Regions from separate parts of the Mus musculus genome. Here region 2 is linked to region 1. A link is a loop called in an ENCODE intact Hi-C map of the cell type or tissue named here. Cell type or tissue: left cerebral cortex. All regions are shown on one strand. Links, peaks and the distances in the headings refer to the core of each region. The heading gives the core; the rest is flanking DNA.

What was found. Peaks named below come from ENCODE experiments on the same cell type or tissue, not always from the same donor. Only the 100,000 strongest peaks of a DNase experiment are listed, where the experiment ranks them.
Region 2: it touches region 1 in a loop (16-fold over the local background); 6 of 42 quality-filtered maps call a loop at or near these places.

The regions. Positions count from the first base shown.
Region 1 is chr1:136,939,072-136,941,995 of GRCm38, reverse strand. It overlaps Nr5a2 (nuclear receptor subfamily 5, group A, member 2), which reads left to right. Exons shown (of 9, transcript NM_030676.3): 6 at 947-1,587. Among named protein-coding and RNA genes, the nearest start is that of Nr5a2, 20 kb to the left of the region's middle. In left cerebral cortex, for the core only: no CTCF peak of the experiment used is centred there; no DNase peak of the experiment used is centred there.
Region 2 is chr1:136,845,128-136,848,051 of GRCm38, reverse strand. It overlaps Nr5a2 (nuclear receptor subfamily 5, group A, member 2), which reads left to right. Exons shown (of 9, transcript NM_030676.3): 9 at 2,342-2,924. The coding sequence ends at 2,589. Among named protein-coding and RNA genes, the nearest start is that of Nr5a2, 110 kb to the left of the region's middle. In left cerebral cortex, for the core only: no CTCF peak of the experiment used is centred there; a DNase peak (open chromatin) is centred at 1,765.

The DNA.
Region 1 (2,924 bases), core at 289-2,788:
GATGAATTATCTAAATTAAAAACCTCTTATGATCCAGTGTTAAATTTTGGATGCTTAGAATGTATAGTGTACATTTTTAATGTGAATATTAGTCCTAAGATTAAAAAGCTCAAAAAACTTGACCTCCAGCAATCTCGGTGTACCAAGTTGTCAGAGGTTGCTGGGTTCTGTCTAATTACCATTGGCCACTGTGGGTGGCCTCGAAGGGCCCTTCTGACTAACTTACTAGGCTTGGCCCTGATTCCACACAACTGTGGCACAGAAGAGCCTCGGGACAACTTTGGAAAGGACTTTGTTTTAATTGTATCTAATTCCACTTCAATTCAGTGCATGCCTAGTGCTTTTCTGATGTGTATTCACAAAGTACAGGTGAGACGGGGCTTTTCAAGAAGAGCCCCCACCTAACCTTTTTAATGGAGTAGCCCCAGATAACTAGGATTGAGGAAGATGTTGTAAGAAAAAGCATTTAATCCAGAAATGGGGTTGATTCTCTTTTTCTTAAAAAAAAAAAAAAGGAAGAACCCTAGTTCCAACACACACATGCAGATACACAGTATACACAATGTTGTTTTCCACCAGAATCATGACAGAGTATGTATACTAGAAGCTGGCACACCCAGAAAGAAAATCTCTCTCACCACCCCCCCCCCAATATTAAATATCTGTTGTGAAATGTCTCTAGTCCACACAGGGCTAATGCTTTCTTGGGTACCCAAAATATGTTTTTGATTAACAACCCCCTTGAAGGAGAGAATTCATAAGAAAGACATTTATCTTTTTGGAATCTCTGTGGACTATCACAGTAAAATGCACACACACACACACACACACACACGCACACGCACACGCACACGTACTTCAATTGTCAACATTTTCCATTTCCTCAAGCTCTTTCAGAGCACGACTGACTCCCTTATATATTCTATGCCCCTCCTCTTCCTTACAGCCGTAAGAGCCGACCGCATGCGAGGGGGCAGAAATAAGTTTGGGCCAATGTACAAGAGAGACAGGGCTTTGAAGCAGCAGAAGAAAGCCCTCATTCGAGCCAATGGACTTAAGCTGGAAGCCATGTCTCAGGTGATCCAAGCAATGCCCTCAGACCTGACCTCTGCAATTCAGAACATTCATTCCGCCTCCAAAGGCCTACCTCTGAGCCATGTAGCCTTGCCTCCGACAGACTATGACAGAAGTCCCTTTGTCACATCTCCCATTAGCATGACAATGCCACCTCACAGCAGCCTGCATGGTTACCAACCCTATGGTCACTTTCCTAGTCGGGCCATCAAGTCTGAGTACCCAGACCCCTACTCCAGCTCACCTGAGTCAATGATGGGTTACTCCTACATGGATGGTTACCAGACAAACTCCCCGGCCAGCATCCCACACCTGATACTGGAACTTTTGAAGTGTGAACCAGATGAGCCTCAAGTTCAAGCGAAGATCATGGCTTACCTCCAGCAAGAGCAGAGTAACCGAAACAGGCAAGAAAAGCTGAGCGCATTTGGGCTTTTATGCAAAATGGCGGACCAGACCCTGTTCTCCATTGTTGAGTGGGCCAGGAGTAGTATCTTCTTCAGGGAACTGAAGGTATGTCAAATCCTGATCAACCCTCCTCTCAAGAAAAGTCTGGCTAGCTTTTTGGCTGTTCTTGGTACTTGAGAAGAGCTTTTCCTTTTGTTTGTATGAGTTAAGGATGAAATGGGTGTTGTTTGTATGAGTTAAGGAGGAAATGGGTGTTGTTTGTATGAGTTAAAGAAGAAATGGGTGTGTGACCATCCCTGTAGAGTTATTACAGCTTGATTGGGTAGGCCTTTCATTCTGTGTAGCTCCTAATTGGGAGATGGTGTTTAACATGACATTAAGTATTGTTTTGTTCGTAATACAACACATTTATCCCTTTTAACTCAGAGGTGGTTCGAAAAAAATGTTGCATCAAACAACTCTTAAACTATTTGTAAAGTGACCAAGTCAGAAAACAAGCCATATTCATGGAATCTTGAAGGTTTCTTTTCAAAGGACCGAGCCAGTATTTAACTGTCCAGGTCCAAGACTGTGCAAATGGTACCACTGGCTAGAAGTATCAACTAGGTATTTACTGTTGGTTTGCCCTGACATTAGGGTGGTAAACCATTGTTTTCTGAGCAAATTGAAATAGGATGCTCACTGCTACTGTAGGCCAATGGTGAGTGCTTGTCTCCTGGGTTCCTCTCATGCCTGTGGTTTAAGTAAATGGATTGGTACATTGTAAATACAGCACTTGTTTGCATAAGGATCTATGTTTAACTATGTAATTATTTTATTTCCTCAAACTTAAGACCAAATTAATACAGGAAAGTTATTTAGGAGTTTGAATTCTGAGCGAAGACCAAGCCACGTTTGGTGACTAGTCATTCTATTCCTGATTTAAACAAACCCTGAATTTGACTTCTAAGCCTTTTTATTATAAAAATCAATGTTAGGCTTTTGCTGTTGTAGTGGGAGAGGTGACAATACGGATCTGTGGCTTCTGCTAACTTAGTGTGCTTATCATTAACATGTGCTGTACATACAGAGAGAGTAAAGAAGCAGTGTGTGAAGGGAAAACAATGTTTTGCACAGAAGTCTTAGATCAACAGTATGTGTATGGAATTACCTGACTGGGTCAAGAGGTCAAAATTACCTGATTGGAGCTAAAAAGAGGCCAGTAAAATGCTACCAGCATGCAGTTAGGATGCATCCTGCTGGTTATTCTCCTGGCCTTTATTGCTACATAGAAATGTGGCTGATGCTGAAGACCAGGCTGCAGAGGCCAAGCAGAATGCATTGAGTTTAAGACCAGGCTACTTTCAGAGTAAGTAGAGAAACCACTCTATGATAGAGCATTCATTCTTTAAAAAAGCTAAACCCAAGCACTCTTAATATTCTGGGTGCTTTTACATTTATAG
Region 2 (2,924 bases), core at 217-2,716, 94 kb after region 1:
ACTTCACTGTCCTGGTTTTTAATGTAGCAAGATTACATGTGGGCCACCACACCTATCAGAATCTTTACCAGTAGTATCAATTTAGAAGTCTTTGGGACAATTGACAGTATGTGCATTTTATTATCCATAATGCTAAATTCATTGAAGCAGCTTAAAGAGATAATTTAGTCATGGCCAAAATAATTAATATGAAACTTTCCCCCTGTATGGAACACTTCAAATGATTTGAGCTTTTCAAAGAATACCAGTTTAGAGCAGTGTCTTTGGAAGTTAGTACAAATGATACTCTGAGAATTATAAATGCTCAGTCTAGGAGTATACAACTATTGTTTTATAATTGTTTTTGAAACAACTTTTCTAAAACACTACTCATTTATCTTCTACTTCATCCTCCTTACTAGTCTCTGTGGCCAGCTTGTCTTCCTCATGCACATCTGTCACTGTCATGTGAATTGATAGCCCATTCCATATGGATATATTGGGTTTTGTTTTATTTTTTGAGATGGGGTTTCCTCTATGTAGCTCTGGATGGCTAGGGCTCACTCCGTTATAGACCAGGCTGGCCTCCAACTCTGCATCCTGAGTGCTAAGATTAAAGACATGAACCCCCACACTTGGCTTCACTTCATATATTTTATAGTTATCTTTAAATTACTGTAACAAGACTTCCTACTGAGGCAGAGCATATTGAAGGTATTTCTGATCATTTACATTTGATAATTTTGAACCAAGCAGAACGCCGGATCACAGACATATTGGTAAATGTTTTTATAAGTCGTGTAAACTCACTTTAAAAATATTTCACATAAGATGGAAGTATTTGGTTAGCTACAAACTGCCATGTGTGTCAAGTGTCAGGTGCCACAAAGGGTACAGTGACATGTGACTGGCTGTCCCACTCAGTAGATAATCACACATTTTTGGATCTCTCTCACTTTGAACTAAGACTTTTCTCTCTCTCTCACTTGATGTATCTACTTCTTACCGATTCCTTGTTGGTTTGAATCTGACCAGAGACTTAATAATAGAGAGAAGCTGCTTAGTACAGATAAAAACATTCAAAGCCCCCTGAAAATATTTCAGAGGCACATATCAAGAGATGAGGCAAGAGGAACACAGGCAGGCACGCATAGGCTATTGTAATGGCACCTAAACTATTGGATATGAGTTACTATGGCAACAGTCACCTTTCATCTAGGACATTTAAACTTTCACTAATTTTGCTCATTTGGTTTACTTCAGAATCTTGTTTATTTTTGCCAGAAAATAAAAGGATGAAGGTGGCTTTTATTTGTTTACTTTCTATGCAGGAATATCTATAAACACAGCTGTGTATTTTTTTCCAGCAGCTTCTATACACACTTTGAATAAAAGTTATGTAACGGACATAAATCAACTCCAGAAGTAAAATTCCATCTTTCCCTTGCCCATCATCTGAGTGTATTTGTCCGAGCATTTGACTTTTGTGACACCGCATCTCTTTCTTATCCAATATGTAGAAGGACCTCAAGGGCAGATGTCTGAAAATTGGATGCTCACGGGGAGTTAGGCAGGATGAATTGCCCATGTCCGGCTTCTTCATATCCGTGACCCAGGACCAGGGGGAAAAAAAAGAAGAGTCAGACTTAGAAACTGCATTGAGGTTAAAGGGCACCAAGCATCCTGGCTTGTATTCTGCCTAAAGGACAAGGCTTTCCATTTGATAAAGATCATTAGTCACTGAGATATATATTTGAGCGAGTTTCCAGTAGCAAGCCTTCAGTTGGCAGTCACTGGAGTGTACCAGATGGTTCATTAGCATAGGCTAGACAAGTCAAAGGCTTTCAGAATCATTTAGAAAATGTCAAACAGAAACAAGAACCCTGTCACTTTTTATTAGAATTAACTACATCACACCCTGGACACAGATTTCACCTTGGGTCAGAAAAATTAATACAGAATTATATGAATTGTGTAATATACTGGTTTAAGATCGGTCTTTCTCTAGGGACTCATTTGCTAGCAATATATTATGATCCCTCTACTTTAAGAATCCTCAAGCCTTTCCTTTTGTAAGACATAAGAAGAGTTGACCTTGCTCAAAATCCATTGGTGTCTAATTGATTTGAGGTATATGCAGAATTTCAACAAGACAGTCTTGCAAAGCTCTTTTGCGCTCCTTTTCCCTGGAAGCTTGGTAAACGGGGGCTTCCTGAATATTCAACAGTATATAAAGTATGCTTTCTATCGAGAGGAAAAGACAGCCATCCATGCACTGAACATTGCTTCAGTAAATAGAAATACAAAAGGAAAATACAGCCAAGTGAAGTCTTGTCTTTCCTTTTTCCTTTTTTCAATGCAGATGTGAAGAACCTGGAGAACCTGCAGCTGGTGGAAGGTGTCCAAGAGCAGGTGAATGCCGCCCTGCTGGACTACACGGTTTGCAACTACCCACAACAGACTGAGAAATTCGGACAGCTACTTCTTCGGCTACCCGAGATCCGGGCAATCAGCAAGCAGGCAGAAGACTACCTGTACTATAAGCACGTGAACGGGGATGTGCCCTATAATAACCTCCTCATTGAGATGCTGCATGCCAAAAGAGCCTAAGTCCCCACCCCTGGAAGCTTGCTCTAGGAACACAGACTGGAAGGAGAAGAGGAGGACGATGACAGAAACACAATACTCTGAACTGCTCCAAGCAATGCTAATTATAAACTTGGTTTAAAGACACTGAATTTTAAAAGCATAATAATTAAATACCTAATAGCAAATAAATGATATATCAGGGTATTTGTACTGCAAACTGTGAATCAAAGGCTGTATGAATCAAAGGATTCATATGAAAGACATTGTAATGGGGTGGATTGAACTTACAGATGGAGACCAATACCACAGCAGAATAAAAATGGACAGAACAATCCTTGTATATTTAAACTAATCTG